2 separate regions of the Homo sapiens genome follow, and region 1 is linked to region 2. A link is a loop called in an ENCODE intact Hi-C map of the cell type or tissue named here. Cell type or tissue: heart left ventricle. All regions are shown on one strand. Each heading gives the region's core, and the rest is flanking DNA. Links, peaks and the distances in the headings are about the cores only.

The links. Hi-C counts contacts between places; a loop is a spot of excess contacts. Peaks named below come from ENCODE experiments on the same cell type or tissue, not always from the same donor. Only the 100,000 strongest peaks of a DNase experiment are listed, where the experiment ranks them.
Region 1: a loop joins it to region 2, with 2.7 times the contacts of the local background. A loop is called at or near these places in 10 of 110 quality-filtered maps.

The regions. Positions count from the first base shown.
Region 1 is chr22:17,374,343-17,382,672 of GRCh38, forward strand. All of the region lies in intron 1 of CECR2 (CECR2 histone acetyl-lysine reader), which reads left to right. Among named protein-coding and RNA genes, the nearest start is that of CECR2, 9.0 kb to the left of the region's middle. RefSeq lists enhancers at 1,133-2,083, 2,084-3,031, 4,810-5,487, 5,484-5,653, 6,256-6,816. In heart left ventricle, for the core only: no CTCF peak of the experiment used is centred there; a DNase peak (open chromatin) is centred at 5,089; H3K27ac peaks cover 554 bases.
Region 2 is chr22:17,473,608-17,481,937 of GRCh38, forward strand. It overlaps CECR2 (CECR2 histone acetyl-lysine reader), which reads left to right. Exons shown (of 19, transcript NM_001290047.2): 2 at 3,981-4,075. Among named protein-coding and RNA genes, the nearest start is that of SLC25A18, 86 kb to the right of the region's middle. RefSeq lists an enhancer at 2,061-2,614. In heart left ventricle, for the core only: no CTCF peak of the experiment used is centred there; a DNase peak (open chromatin) is centred at 3,894; H3K4me3 peaks cover 1,128 bases; H3K27ac peaks cover 348 bases.

The sequences.
Region 1 (8,330 bases), core at 122-8,121, 99 kb before region 2:
CAGCCCCTTAATCAAGTGCTGAATGCATGGATTGTTAAACATTAAGTAATAGAAATAGCTAAAAGAAACTTGTAAGTACATCCATCATATCAGTGGTTCCTAAACCTGGCACCAGGGTAGGAGACTTTGTTTTGGTGTACGTGTGTGCACTTTGCTGGAGGAGAGGGCCTATTGCTCTCATCACATTCTGGAAGCAGCCCCCAACCCATACGAGGTTAAGAAGCCCTGAACTAGTTGAAAGAGTAAGTTGGCCCCAATTAGGGGTTCAGAAGCCTACTTTTGTGACACAAGATGTGCCGCACTAGGAGTTAGGAAACTTGTATTCTGATTGTGCTGCTGTAACTGACTGTGATTTTGGGCAGGTCAAAATAACGTGATGATAAATGACACTGCGTAGTACTTGGTACATTTTCAAAATGTTATCCCATTTTCTCCTTAGCCGGCCTTAACCATCACCATGAGGCAGGGGTATTCTCATTTCACAGATGTGGAAGTTGAAAGTCTACAGAGGCTAATGCTTGCACAGGGACTCTCACCTGGATCTCAGGTTCTTTGAGGCCAAATTCTGCCTGTTTCTACCACATCGCACTGCTTCTGCAGGTCTTATTATCTTTAAAATGACGGGCCAGACCCATATGGAATGGCCAGATTCCACAGTGCACCTCTAGAGTTCTTTGGCTCTTAATAGTGTGGGGTACAGAAGATCTTTTTAAAAAACTTCTGAACTAAGTGCAAAGGGACAAATTCAAGTATTCATTCATTTATTTCAGCAAATATATATATATTTTTGAGTCAGAGTCTCACTCTGTCGCCCAGGCTAGAGTGCAGTGGTGTGATCTCGGCTCACTGCAACCTCCACCTCCTGGGTTCAAGCGATTCTCCTGCCTCAGCCTCCCAAGTAGCTGGGATTACAGGCATGCACCACCATGCCTGGCTAATTTTTGTGTTTTTAGTACAGACGGGGGTTTCTCGATGTTGGTCAGGCTGGCCTCGAACTCCCGACCTCAGGTGATCCACCTGCCTCAGCCTCCCAAAGTGCTGGGATTACAGGCATGAGCCACTACACCCAGCCAGCAAATGTTTATTAAGCATCTACTACATTAGGCAGTGTACTAGGTGCCGATATGGTTGTGAACATAATAGAGAAATACCTGCTTGCTTTTTAGTGCAATGAGACAGACAATGTATATAATGTCAAAAGGCCCCAAGTAGAGTGGGGTGGAGGCTTGCACAGGGCCATGGTGAGGTGTAGATTGTTGCTGTTTAAAACAGGGTGATTAGTAGGGCCTGCCTGAGGAGGTGAGTGATTTAAAGTGATTTTTAAAATAGTGCTTTGTCGCTGGTGGCTCACGCCTGTAATCCCAGCACTTTTGGGAGGCCGAGGCGGGCGGATCATGAGGTCAGGAGTTCAGGACCAGCCTGACCAATATGATGAAACCCCGTCTCTACTAAAAGTACAAAAATTAGCCAGGTATGGTGGTGCATGCCTGTAATCCCAGCTACTTGGGAGGCTGAGGCAGGAGAATTCATTGGAGCCGGGAGACGGAGGTTGCGGTGAGCTGAGATCGCGCCATTGCACTCCAGCCTGGGCAACAGAGCGAGAGGGAGACTCTTATCTAAAAAAAAAAAAAAATAGTCCTTTGTCACACTAATCTATTTAATGTAACATACTAGAGGATAAAATGCCTTCTAAAGATTCAGGATCTGCACCCTCACCAAGGAGGAAAGCCAAAGAACAGGATGTGAATTACAGAAGGACAGATCTGTGCAGGCTAAGATCCTGAAAGGGGAGAATGTGCTATCATAATGTAACTCTTTAAAAGTGAATACCAGGTCCCCTTTCTATTTATACCCACGCTTTGAAAGGAAAGGCTTGCTGCTTTGGTGTGTGTGTGTGTGCCCACCATGTGAAGCTTCAAAGGCTTCACAGTTGGGATCTTCTGCAGTTTAGAAGGGGCAGCGCCTTCTCATCTCTGAAGGGCGGCCTGCGTTAGCACATGGCTCGCTTTGCAACGGAAGTTAAGTTGCTTAATGTTCTGGAATACACTTAGGAAAGCCTAAAATACACCTTGGCAGCATTCAGTACTACCGATCATCTGCCCCTTTGATCAAGGGAGCTCAGTGTGGGATTCCATGGTGTGCTGGGGCTCGCACAATGCAGTGCGCTTGGCAGAGTGCGGAAAACTGCAGTGCAAAGGTGGTTTAGGTAAAAATGTGGTGTGTGGACAGAGCCAAAGGGGAGCTTCTAAGTACATGGTCTTAGATGTAGTTGATGTGACTAAACACATTTTCTTTTTTTTTGTTTTTTTTTTTTGAGATGGAGTCTTGCTTTGTCGCCCAGGCTGGAGTGCAGTGGCGTGATCTCAGCTCACTGCAACCTCTGCCTCCTGGGTTCAGGTGATTCTCCTGCCTCAGCCTCCCGAGTAGCTGGGATTTCAGACATGTGCCATCTGCCTGGCTAATTTTTGTATTTTTAGGAGAGATGGGGTTTCGCTGTGTTGGCCAGGCTGGTCTCAAACTCCTGACCTCGTGATCCACCCTCCTCGGCCTCCCAAAGTACTGGGATTAAAGGCATGAGCCACCGCTCCCAGCCCCTAAACACATTTTCAAAAGGCAGCAATCAGAAAGCTGGATTGTGGGCCCACCTGTCTTTAAGTTGTGTTCTTAGGCAGATGACTGTGGGTTTCAGGTGCCCCATCTATAGACTCAGTGATTCCTAGGTGTTCCTATGTCTAAAGTTCTGTGATTCTAGAAATGTTTCTCAGCATGCATAACACTCTTAACTAATCTAGAAAATTGCTGACTCACCAGTTAGGGTCAAGGTTAGGATCCACATCTTACAAATTAATTACGTACCAAGTGAAAACTGCAAATCCATACTTGGTGTGTTTGCAAATTATAGGAATTTTTTCTTTCTCTTTCTCTGGCATCTTGTCTGCAAATAAGCTACTTTGAAAGTAGCTTTTGAGACTTGAAGATTGACATGTTCACTATCTCTAGTGTTCTTAAAGTGACCTAAGATTTTGTGCTTTGAGATTTTGAGGAATTCTGGAGGCTGAAGGCATTGAATTATGTGATTCTTACTTCATTTTTTTTTTTTTTTAAAGACAGTATCTCACTATGTTACCCAGGCTGGATTTGAACCCCTGAGCTCAAGTGATCCTCCTGCCTCAGCCTCCCCAGTAGCTGGGACTCCAGGCACATGCCACTGCCTTTGGCTTCCTTTCACTTAGTCTGTTTCTTATATCTCATGTCATCAATAGCTAGAACTCTGAATAAGATCCACTTACAGCTTCTGGCTTGTGGTTTGCCTTTCATTTGCTATTATAACCTTTTCAGATGGCTGCTACCCTTCCTCCATATTTGCATATTTCATGGGATGCTATCCCTTGGATGCTTTTATTATATCTTTATATTAGCCTCTAACAAATATCAGTCAATTTATATTGGAAAACTTGGGGACAGTCATTTTTCAGCAGCTCTTAGGATTGAGAAAGGAATGAATGATTGGAAAGTAAGAGTGAGCTCCAGATTGTGTTCCTTTAATCCTCTGGGTTTCTCAGCCTCAGCACTATTGATAGTTTGATCTGAAAATCTGTTGTGGGAAGCTGTTATATGAGGAATGTTATATGCGTTTTGTTTTGTTTTGTTTTGTTTTTGAGACGGAGGCTTGCTCTGTTGCCCAGGCTGGAGTGCAGTGGCGCTATCTTGGCTCACTGCAACCTCCGCCCCCCGGGTTCACGCCATTCTCCTGCCTCAGCCTCCTGAGTAGCTGGGACTACAGGTGCCCACCACCACGCCCGGCTAATTTTTTGTGTTTTTAGTAGAGACGGGGTTTCACCGTGTTAGCCAGGATGGTCTGGATCTCCTAACCTTGTGATCCGCCCGCCTTGGCCTCCCAAAGTGCTGGGATTACAGGTGTGAGCCACCGCGCTGGGCTGTTTTTTTGTTTTTTTGTTTTTTTGTTTTTGGGAGACGGAGTTTTGCTCTGTTGTCCAGGCTGGAGTGCAGTGGCACGATCTCGGCTCACTGCAACCTCTGCCTCCCGGGTTCACACCATTCTCCTGCTTCAGCCTCCTGAGTAGCTGGGACTACAGGTGCCCACCACCACGCCTGGCTAATTTTTTGTATTTTTAGTAGAGACGGGGTTTCACCGTGTTAGCCAGGATGGTCGCAATCTCCTGACCCCCTCCTCGGCCTCCCAAAGTGTTGGGATTACAGGTGTGAGCCGGCCCACCTGGCCCTCGTTTTAAGATGTTTAGCAGTATTGTTGGCCTCTATGCTCCAGGTGCCAATAGCACCCCCAGTCATGACAAATATAAATGTCTCCAGACATTGCCAAATATGTCCGGCGGGGTGAAATTGTCCTGCTTTTGAGAATCATTACTTTAGTGTGTGAGGTAGAGATGACTTTTCAGTGTTGGTCATTGTATAGAAGGTACACCCTATGTGAGATAGATGAGTTTTTCCTTGTGATGGGCATTTTTTCCCCTAAATGCAAACCTTTAGTATTTTTGTTTATGGAAATTTAAGGAAGTTAAAGTTGCTCCCAGATGTGAATGTCATCAGCAATTGTACATGTCACAAACCTGGGAAACAGATGTTTTGTTAATTTTTTTCTTTCTTTGAGACAGAGTTTTGCTTTTGTGGCCCACCCAGGCTGGAGTGCAGTGGTGCGATCTCGGCTCACTGCAATGTCTGCTTCCCAGGTTCAAGCAATTCTCCTGCCTCAGCCTCTCAAGAAGCTGGTATTACAGGCGTGTGCCACCACACCCGGCTAATTTTTGTATTTTTAGTAGAGACAGGGTTTCACCATCTTGGTCAGGCTGGTTTCGAACTCCTGACCTCCAGTGATCAGCCCACCTCAGCCTCCCAAAGTGCTGGGATTACAGGCCTGAGCCCCCCGCGCCTGGCATTGTTAATTTTTTTCTCTTTCCTAGAACGTCATTTAAGGAAAGAAGAGAGTTTGGGGCTAGTAGGGAGGGAACTGTGAAGCTAACTGAGGCTGATAAAGAAAGGCCTTCCCCTACAAAAGGCCTCCCTGAAGCAGGGCCTGGCTGCCTAGTGCCGCAGGGAGGAGGGGTGAGGGGTGTTTGTGCTGCAGCCTGGGGCTGGAGCGGCTGCCATTGCCTGTCAGGGCACAAGGCTCTTGACAGATCTCTTGAGCATTGAGCAGTGGTGTACTGGGGAGGGCGTTATCCATGACCAGGTCAAAAGTTCAGTGGGACCTACGTTGAAGGTGTGTGTGTGTGTGTGTGTGTGTGTGTGTGTGTGTGTGTGTGTTTGCGATATATGCATATGTAAAGTTCATTATTCCGTCAGAATTTTCAGTGTAGAACACAGCGACCACATGAGCTTGAAGCTGCTCTAAATGTTTTTTAATGATTTTTCATGTTTAATTTTGCTCTCAGCAAGCATGGTGAAATATTTTATGGATTCAAATAGATTTTTATTTTGGTTTGGGGAGCAAACGGTATTGTGAGTGTGACTCAAGCAGTCTAGTGCACTGTGAAGGGCTTTGAGCTTCTTGGAAGAAAGATACCATAGAACTTCAAGGAAATGAGATCACATTATCTGTGGCTTTTGAAGATGTTTTTCATTGAATGTCCATCTCCAAGTCCTTCTTTTCCATCTTGGGGTATTCAATCCCCACAGAGACCCTGTGTCTTGTTTTTTATTCTTTATCTCTTTGGCTGGGAACTAAGGTCTGACCATTGTTTTTTTTTGTTTTCTCTTCTACTCCCTTGTGCTCTACTCATGCCCTAGGGTTTGTTCTGGGCATCAGTGGAGGAGGGGTAGAATTTCTGGCTTGCAGCAAGGTGTTAAATCCGAGAATTTGTGTAAATAAGTTGGTGTGAAGTCAATCAGTTCTACAGCCAAAAGCAGTTTTCTCCTCTTTAGAGGGCAGATGACCCCTCTGAATAATTCTCTCATGTGTTCTTTTTTGTACTTCGTTAGCCATACACTCATTTAAACTGTAATATGGTTTATGCAAAAATATATAGAAGATAGTATTTCATTCTCCTTTTTAAAGTCCCTGACCTCATGTGGCCTTTACAAAAGACATTGGCCGGTTTAAATGATGTCATATGCGTATAAGTTTCACACTGGAATGGTCAGCTTTTAGCTTTGGTTCTACAGCCCAGACTCTTTATGAGCTAAATCAGGTCTACTTTTTCCCTAGGGTGGGTTTGCTGGAGTGACGTGTGACTTGGCATTGTGTCACTGAGGCATGTGGCCACCTGAATTGAATGTGTGAGTGGCTGTCAGAACAGACTGTGTGTACCCTCCCTTGCTCCTCCCCACCCATCACCTCCAAAAGTAAGTGATGAAAATAGAGGAAGCCGTGGGGCCACAATTAAGCTCACTGCTTCACGTTTTCAATGTTGAACTTTAAATCACACCCAATTAATAATTCCTGAGAATGGATAAGTTCTTAGAATTGAAAAATGCTGTTCAGCAGTCTTGTTGACTGCAAGAGTGTTTTCTTCTCCTGGCCGGTTCCTTTTAATGAACAGCCCTACCCTGAGTGTTCATTGTCTCAGCAACAATGGCACTGAGGACAGTTGATTTGCTTGACAGAAAATGTGTTAAATTAACAGATCTACTTCTTTAGCAAATCCTTTCTCTTCTCCATTCCCCATTATGTCTCTCTGTCTTCCTGAAAGGTTGTTTGTGAATTCTTTTAGGTGTGGGGACAATTTTTATAGCAGAGGCCTGGAGTTCTTTGTTCAGGGAACATTGTTGTACACGGGGGTGGGCGGGGGGGAAGGTGCTTTAAAGAAAAAATTTCACCTGTTGTCATAATAAAGGAATTTAATTTTGGATTATTTTCCACTCTTACACTGGCATTGATTTGGGTTAGTATCCACACGAATGTACTGATGCTTTTCACATTGGTTCTGAAAGACTTTCCCCCCATTTTCCTTTGTGGTGTTAAAGCAGCCCCCCAGCCCTCCTTACAGGAATGTTGAAGATTGGGAGGGGGATGCTTGGTTGAGGATGCTTGTGACACGTAACTCTAGACTTTTTTTTTAACACGGAACACTTCACGACTCTGCGTGTCATCTTGCATAGGCCAGTTTTAGTGCAAGTGCTGCTGGAGTGAGTGCATAACCCTGGATTTTCATCGCTTTCAGCAATGGAACCCATCTTCCTTACCCCTGACTCCGCTTGGATTTCTGTAACATGCACATTTTTAAGGTTAAAGTGAAATGTTTTTAAAAAAGGGAAAATCTCAAAACCCAATCAGCCTTCCCTGTGTTATTGTCATCATTATTAATACTGAGGTTGCAGAGGTATGTGGCAGAGTCCCTGTTGTGCTGCTGCCCTGGGGGAATTTGTCTGTCGAAAAGGGGCAGGGCAGCAGTGGTATTGTGAAACCTATGTTGTTTGCCCAGTGAGCGATAGGGAATATAATTGCTGTAAGAGTTCAGAGGAAGGCAGAGATGGCGAGTGAAACGCTTCCTGGAGGAAGCATCATGCTTCTGGGGGTCATGCTGAGTAAGTCAGTGTAGTTAGCTAGGTCAGAGAGCCCCCACATTTTTTTTTTTTGTTTTTTTTGAGACGGAGTCTCACTCTGTCACCCAGGCTGGAGTGCAGTGGCACAATCTTGGCTCACTGCGAGCTCCGCCTCCTGGGTTCACCCCATTCTCCTGCCTCAGTCTCCCTAGTAGCTGGGACTACAGGCGCCTGCCACCACGCCCTGCTAATTTTTTTTTTTTTTTTTAGTAGGGACGAGGTTTCGCCGTGTTAGCCAGGATGGTCTTGATCTCCTGACCTTGTGATCCGCCCGCCTTGGCCTCCCAAAGTGCTGGGATTACAGGCGTGAGCCACTGTGCCCGGCCAGAGAGCCCCTTCCTCATAGAGACTAATAGAAAAAGAGGTTGAGAGAGAGAGATCATAGAGGCAACATTGCAACAAGCCTTGAAGACTGGCCTCACTGGTGATCATTTTTCTTCAGGCAGTGGAGAAACCAAGTTTTAGAGTAAGAAGTCCTGTATACTAAGTGTTTTAGGTTAAATCTGGTTTTGGTAGCTGGAATAGAACAGACTGGAAGAAGAAAGACTAGTTTTAGCTACAGGCACACCTCAGAGATATTTTGGGGTCAGTTCCAGACTATTGCCATAAGGTGAATATTGCAGTAAAGTGAGTCACATGAAATTTTTGGTTTCACAGGGCATATAAAAGTTATGTTCACAGTATACTATAGCCTGTTAAGTGTGCAGTAGCATTATGTCTTAAAAAATAATGTATATACCTTAATTAAAAAATATTTTAGGCTGGGCACAGTGGCTCACGCCTGTAATCCCAACACTTTGGGAGGCTGA
Region 2 (8,330 bases), core at 321-8,320:
GAAGATGAAATAATTGTAAGATAAATGTTTTCATGTGGCATTTACTGTGTGCCACTGCTTCATTTAATCATTACAACCCTTGAAAATAGACACTTTTAATGTGAAAAATAATTTATTGTAGTAAACACATTTTAAAGTGGTCAGTTCAGTAATATTAAGTAGATTCACATTGTTGTCAAAGAGATATCCAAAACTGTTTCGTCTTCCAAATGCCAGCCGCATATCTGAAACACCATACCCATTAAAATAATGGGGAAACATTTTAACTGATCAGCCAGCATTTTAACTGTTTGGCCATTTCTTTTGTTCTGCAGGATTAAAAATAGCTCTCCTGTTTCTTTCCTTGGCTGTTTTGATAGAACATTCTTCCTCTGTATTTCATCACAGGATGGTGAGACCAGGGCTTGTATTTACTGTGCCTTGGTTTATCCATTTGGTACTAACTGGGGGGGGTTTATAGTTACTAAAGGGAAAGAGAAAAGGCTTTACTCTCCAGGGGTTCGTCACCTATTCTTGGTTCTCATCTTTACTGATTCTGCATTTTAAGTTCTGCTGAGCTCCAGGGGTAAGTTCAGCAATGTCTTCATCACCTCACAAGTTAGCTTGGACCTGCAAATTTTTGGGTGGGTTTTCTGGGTGGCTTCTGACACAGTAAACATAATATCATAGAATTATATTTAAAAAGCAATTTTACATGTTGAACCCTGTTTTTAATGACTTCATGAGTTAGTTACTATATTCCAGGGATGGTGAAATGGGGAATATGGTAGGTAAGGGAGAAGAGTTGGAATATTTAATAAGTGACGCAGAGTTCCTCTCCCTATGTGTGTCCTTTGAGGGACCATTTAAGCCTATTCGATTCTCCTTGGAAGAGCTAGTCCAGCATCCCTGATATTCTACTTTCTATTGTGTTAGAAGAAAAGGCACTCCTGACATTATTGCTACAATGTAGAAAACTTGTCTTGCCTCCTTGGAGGATAGTATTCTAGCTAGAACCTAGGCAGCGCTGGTGAAAATGGCCATGATAAAGGCGGAAGCCAGAAGAGGATGTCTGTGTGCCGAAGGCGGAGATGGAGAAAAAGGTAATTAAATTTCTTGGAAACCACATAGTAAAAGTGATCCTCTAAGGAGATGCCACATGAACCATACGGCAAACTTTATGCAGTCACCTCCTTGAAAACACCCTCCCAGTTCTTAGCTTATCTTCTCAAATGTGGCCTTTGTTATTTATTTATTTCTGTAGAGATGGGGTCTCGCTATGTTCCTCAGGCTGGTCTTGAACTCCTGGCTTTAAGCAATCCTCCCATCTCAGCCTCCAGTGTTGCCTTTATTATTTAATTTGGTACTTCCATGCTTAAAAAAATCTTAGGAGAAATTAGTTAGTACAGACTGTAGCACCTTTAATCACGATCCGATTGTGCTCTTAGTTTATGATGGCAGGGAAGGGAACAGAACAGGACGTGTAGAAACCTGGGGATGCATGGACGCCACAGTGACAGTGAGCACTGGTGGGAGCAGCGTGGGGGAGCTTGGCTGGGAAGACTTTGCAGATAAAGTTTCTCCCGTAAAGAACTGCAGTACAGTTCAGCAGAGGGACGGGATTTCCACCTAGGGAGAATGGTACATGTGAGGGCTCTTAGAGAAAAGACACAGTGGTTGGGGCGGTCACTGTAATTGTAGAAACCATCAGGCCTTTCTAGAATGGAGAACATTGGCCGGGGGGAGCAGCTTGGTTTTGGGAAGAACACTGTACTCGGTGACCTGGGTTTCCACTCAGCTCTGTCACTGATTTGCTTAGTGCCCTTGGAGAAGCCAGTTAACCTTTCTGGACCTAGTTTATCTTGCTGTTGTTGTTTTTTCTCCCTTAAAAGAGACAGGGTCTTGCTGTGTGGCCCAGGCTGGTCTCAAACTCCTGGGCTCAGTGATCCTCCTACCTCAGCCTCCCAAGTGTCTGGGACTGTAGGCATGCACCACCACACCCGGCTAGTTTCTACATCTTTAAATTGAGAGAATGGAAATACGTGATCTGTAGTTTCATTTCCGGCTCTAGCTGATTCTGACTTACCTATCAAATGAGATTGGCCTGGGAGTTTTGGCTTTGAAGATTTTGCTTCTGTTGTAAGTCACTGGGAGGCTTGCCCAGTGCCCAGCTTAAAACATGAGCCATTCAAGTCTTCCCTCGCCTCGGCTGGCCTTTACTTGTGGCAGATCTTGAATTCCTATTTCTCCGTTCTCTCATTTAGTAAGTCCTTTAGAACCTTCCTCTTGTGCTGTTGCTTGGGCTAACATCTCCCCTCCCACCCTCTACCACTAGAATTCCTTGTATATACACAGCAGCTAGATTAGTCTCACTTTGCCTCTCTATAGAAATAAACTGAGGTAGATCTCCATTGTCTCCCGAAGAAAGGCCAAACTCATTAGCTGGGTATTCAGGATCGCCTGTCAATCTCAGCTCACATTACTCCCCTTCACATAATCTAAAGAATAGTTAAACTGAACCTAATATCCTCCTGCACCTGGTCATGCCCTGCCTCTCTCCATTGTCACTCGGTCACAATTACCATCTCACGAAATCTCCCAGGCTTCCACAGCAGAAGTAACCCTTTTCTTCTCAGCTCCCATAGCGTGTTTTCTGTACCTGCTAGTACTGATTGATTTGTGTTTTTTGTTTGTTTGAGACAGTGTCTCACTCTGTCGCCCAGGCTGGAGTACGCTGGCACGATCTCATTTCACTGCAATCTCTGCCTCCTGGTTTCAAGCGATTCTTGTGTCTCAGCCTTAGTAGCTGGGATCACAGGTGCGTGCCACCATGCCTGGCTAATTTTTGTATTTGTAGTAGAGACAGGGTATGACCATGTTGGCTAGACTGGTCTCAATCTCTTGACCTCAAGTGAGCCACCATGCCTGGCCAGAGCCGTATTATTTCTATATAAGAAGGAAACCCCACCCCGTTTTGTGTCTGCTATCATGTAATTGCTGTTAAGATCACAACTTGCATCTTATGCACATCTCGTACTTTTCAGAACCGTTAATAAGATTGTCAGAAGTTTGGTTTTTCTGGGGATTACTGATCTGGTTATGAGCAAGTCAAACCATAGGGAGCAGACTCTTGGGAAATGGTTTGCATGCAGAAGATTGCATCCTGGTTGAAAGAATGTGGGCAAACTTTTCTAGTAGGAGACTTGATGGCCTAGAAAACATTCTGTCATCTAAGAAAATACCTGCTTATTTTGGGGGTGTTGGGAAGGGAAATAGGATCTCCTAAAGTTCCCCACCACCACTTTTTGTCCAGTGGTCCCTTTCCAAACAATTGCTTGTTGGAATACCGTGTCGAGGCAAGCTGAACCCCAAGGAAAGCAAAGACATTCACAGAGACGTTACCTCATTCTGTTTAGATGATGTAAGATTAGCCTTGGATCTCGCAATCACCTTTCATCAGCCATGTAGGTGTGGCATCCCAAAATAAAAATTGTCATTATCACTTACTAACAAATGCCATTCAAAATACAGTGGTTCTTTAAAGCTGTTGCAGATGGTTTATCTCTTGAGAAGGTTGAGTAAATGACAAATGTTTCATAAACAATTACATGAGCACTCCTTTCCTCTCTTTTGCGATTAAAATAGCAGTACAGCACATTTGTATTTATACTCGATTATATATAATCAAAGAGTTAAGCTCTTTAATTATGCAGCTAGCATTGATTTATCAAAAAGAGTTATGTGTGTTTCTTCTCATGTGCCGGTAAGAGGAATGGGGTTGGGGAGGGAGTAGTGAGAGAAATAAAACCCTGGGAAAAAGAAAACGCGGAATCCGGTTGCTCTTCTCACAGTAGCCAGAAGGAAGGGCAGAGCTGATCTCTGGCAAGTCCTTCCGCTGCTGGGACCATTCAGTTCTTGGGGCTTGTGCTGGCGGTAGGAAGGGGTGTGTATTTTAAGAAATCTCTGTTTGATTTCTCAACTTCCCTCTCTCCCTCCCTCAGGAGTTAGAAGCCGCTCTTCACAGAGATGACGTGGAGTTTATCAGTGACCTGATTGCCTGCCTGCTTCAGGGCTGCTATCAACGAAGAGATATCACGTGAGTAATTCTGATCTTTCTAAGCATTTCTTGCGCCAAGAACTAATTAACCAACCATAGTGATGTTTCCTGTCTCCTGTGACAAACCAGAACCGATCATTAGGCATCACGGGACACTGTAGATGGAGGACGTACACGTAAATTTCCAGGCTGTGTTTGGCTTATTCTGCAGTTGGGTTTTTATTCCATCATAATCTTTGAGTTTATTTCATTCTCACAAATCCATATCACTTACTCTTGGATACCCCAGCTAACATATTTTAGTGTAGAATTTCTTCTTATATTTGCCATTTTCTGATTTTGCAGTATTGGTAAAGTATTGCCTAAGAAATCAAAACTAGTTTTTATTACCTTTCTGTCATTTGAGTATCTTCTGTTGTTTACATAGCCAGCAGCACTGATGTAATAAAAAAAAAAGAGAGATGTGTAGAGACATTGAGCAAAATGTGATGTATGGAGACAAATAAAGGAGAGTCCTGATAGGACCTCTTGTTTTGATCTTTACTTAATACACGTTTCTTTGCTATGTGTCTATATAGGACAGAACTACAGGGCAAACTCACAAAAAGGTGAGATGCAATGGGTTTCCTGGTCTCTTGCCTTCTGATGCCATGTAGGGGGTTTGAGTTGTTATGGTTTGCCTTTCTCAGATAGGTAAAATGGTATCAAATTTTTTTTTTTTTTTTTTTTTGAGACGGAGTCTCACTCTGTCGCCCAGGCTGGAGTGCAGTGGCGCAATCCCGGCTCACTGCAAGCTTCACCTCCCAGGTTCACGCCATTCTCCTGCCTCAGCCTCTCGAGTAGCTGGGACTACAGGCACTCGCCACCACGCCCGGCTAATTTTTTGTATTTTTAGTGGAAATGGGGTTTCACCGTGTTAGCCAGGATGGTCTCGATCTCCCGACCTCGTGATCTGCCCGCCTCGACCTCACAAAGTGCTGGGATTACAGGCGTGAGCCACCGCGCCTGGCCAAGTATCAGATATTTTTGTTCTAACGAATTCAGTCTGTTAGGGCTGGGAAACGATGCTTGTTGTTAATGTGCAATAAAGTTGTAGACAAGGTAAGAAGGAGATGTAAATGCTGTTTTTCTCAGGGTGGAAGTCTGCATTCTCTAGGGGAGAGTTATTGCTCGTGCACTAAGTATAATGACTTTTCCCCCTAGAATACCCAGGTTGTATTTGTAAATAAAAATAAACATAAAATATACCTTAGAATATTTTCTTCCGTTCTCTATTTAGGATGTAGACTTGGGAGTTTGTAATTTTTAAGCACTGTTGTATTCGTACCTTGTGTTTAATTCCACATTTTCATAACCTGGAATTTTTTTTCATTATAGCAATCAGTTTTCTTATAACCACATTTTCTAAATGTCATTGTCAAATAATCCAGTCTGGTAGCTGACAAGTTATGTCTAGCTTTTAGCTGTTATAAACATATATAATGCATAGCTTTGTACAAAATTCACCAGGTTCCTGGAAGTACATCACTCAGTCAAAAGATATGCCCATTTAAGATCTTCATTTTAAGCAAGGCTTAAAGGCTTTTGCCAGGTTTCCCGTCACAGAGGTGGTTGTATTTTAGCCTTAAATGATCAGTGCGTGAGAGTGTCTGCTTGGATGATCCTTGTGAGCCCTCTGTACACAGACTAGTAGGTACTGGCAGCACAAACACTCACCAGATCTCTTAGAGTTCACAGTTGTGACAGGGAGGTCCATGAATCATTACAGTAATGATTATATAGTTGCCAGTTATGTAATTACAACAGTAAGTGCTTAGAAATAAAAATACAACATATTAACAGAGCATACAACCTGGGGTAAGAAAGTGACTTGTGAACTGAGCCTTCACATATGGGCTGTTTTCTCTCATAGGATATTCCTCCGTGGCTGAGTTCATCCTCTAATTTGTCCTTCTGTTTAAAATTGATCTTAACTAATTCTGCTTGTTTGTTCTTCCAGATAGTGGTTACAAAGTTATGTCCTGTTCTTTAAGAACTCCCCTTATCTAATCATTCTAACTAGAATCAAATAAACCTATGAAGAAATGTGGGCAAAATTGACATCCCTACAATGTGGTCTTTCTTTTTTTTTTTTTTTTTTTTGGGACAGGGTCTTGCTGTTTCACCCAGGCTGGAGTGCAGTGGCAGGATCCTGTCTCACTGTAGCCTCAACCTGGGCTCTAGCAGTCTTCCCACCTCAGCCTCCTGAGTAGCTCAGGACAGGACTGTGCCACCATCCCCAGCTGATTTTTAACAATTTTTTGTAGAGACAAGGTCTGTGTTCCCTGGCTGGTCTTGAACTCCTGGTCTCAAGCGATCCTGCTGCCTTGGCCTCTCAAAGTGCTGGGATTACAGGTGTGAGCCACTGTGCCTTGCCCCTACAAGTATTTATTAAATAATAGAATACCGTATCCCTGTATCTGTCTTTAATTTGCAGAGTTTATTGGCCTTGATTTTTTTCTTGAGTTAGTATTCTTTTGACTCTCTAGGATTATTATCTATCTCTTTTTTCAGTGTTAATACTGATGTCTGCTTCAAGCTGTATTATCCATTGTTAAGTAACAAATTACCCTAAAACTTAGCAACTTAAAACCACAAAAAGTGTAATCTTACAGTTTCTGTGGGTCAGGAACCTGGACAAACCACTACTGGTGTGTTTAGCTCGAGTTAGCTTACAGGTCTGTGATCAAGGTACCAGTGACAGCAGTCATCTTGAAACTTACTACTCATGTATAATACACACACACACACACACACACACACACACACACACACACAGAGAAAAGTGCTCATTTCCTAATTCTAAAGCTCAATGAATTTTCACAAACTGAACACACCTGTGTAACAGAGAACCTGGACAAGAAAGAACACTACAATCTACTTTACTTTTTTCCCTGAAGGGAATTGCCTAAAATGATGGTTCCACATGCGGTTACTGTGAATGTACACTCGTTCTTGTCTGAAGTTCTACTTTGATCTCATTCTAAAGAAAGAGAAATTTGGATAAGTAAATGTTTACCTGTTATGCCTCCAAGACTAAACTGTTCTATGCAGCTTAAAAAGTTACTTAATTTCGGCCGGGCGCAGTGGCTCATGCCTATAATCTCAGCACTTTGGGAGGCCGAGACGGGCAGATCACTTGAGGTCGGGAGTTCAAGAGCAGTCTGGCCAATGTGATGAAACCCGGTCTCTACTAAAAATACAAAAATTAGCCAGGCGTGGTGGTGCACGCCTGTAGTCCCAGCTACTCAGGAGGCTGAGATGGGAGAATTGCTTCAACCCGGGAGGCGGAGGTTGCAGTGAGCCAAGATCGCACCATTGCACTCCAGCGTGGGCGAAAGAGTGAGACTCCATCTCTTTTTTTTTTAAAAAAAAAAAAGGCCGGGCACGGTGCCTCACGCCTGTAATCCCAGCACTTTGGGAGGTGGAGGCGGGCAGATCACGAGGTCAGGAAATCAAGACCATCCTGGCTAACACGGTGAAACCCCGTCTCTACTAAAAATACAAAAAATTAGCCGGGCGTGGTGGTGGGCGCCTGTAGTCCCAGCTACTTGGGAGGCTGAGGCATGAGAATGGCGTGAACCCGGGAGGTGGAGGTTGCAGTGAGCCAAGATCGTGTCATTGCACTCCAGCCTGGGTGACAGAGCGAGACTCTGTCTCAAAAAAAAAAAAAAAAAAAAAGTAACTTCATTTAGTTGTGCATAATTCGCCTCATCTATAAAATGGAATTAGTGACAATATTCAGTAAAGTTATTATGAGGATTAAACGAAATGATGAGTGAGAGTAATCATCATGAAACACTATGCCTAGTTCCTCCAAAGGCTCAGCAGAAAACAGATTTTGACTCAACCAAGTGTCTGTATCCTTTTCCGTTGTGGTTTGCATGTTTTAGAACAGGGGCCAGCAAATGTTTTTTGTAAAGGGCCAGATAGTCAATACAGGCATGCATCACATACTGTCATTTTGTTCAGTGGCAGACCTCATGTACGACAGTGGTCACACGAGGTTGTGATAGACACAAAAATTTTTATCCCCTAGAGATATTATTGCCCTTGTAACATGCTTGCACATGCATTACTCATGTGGTTATGGTGATGCTGGTGTAAACAAACCTAGTGCGCTACCAGTCATATAAAGACCTAGCACTTACAGGCCAGGCGTGGTGGCTCACGCCTGTAATCCTAGCACTTTGGGAGGCCGAGGCGGGCGGATCACCAGGTCAGGAGATCAAGACCATCCTGGCTAACACAGTGA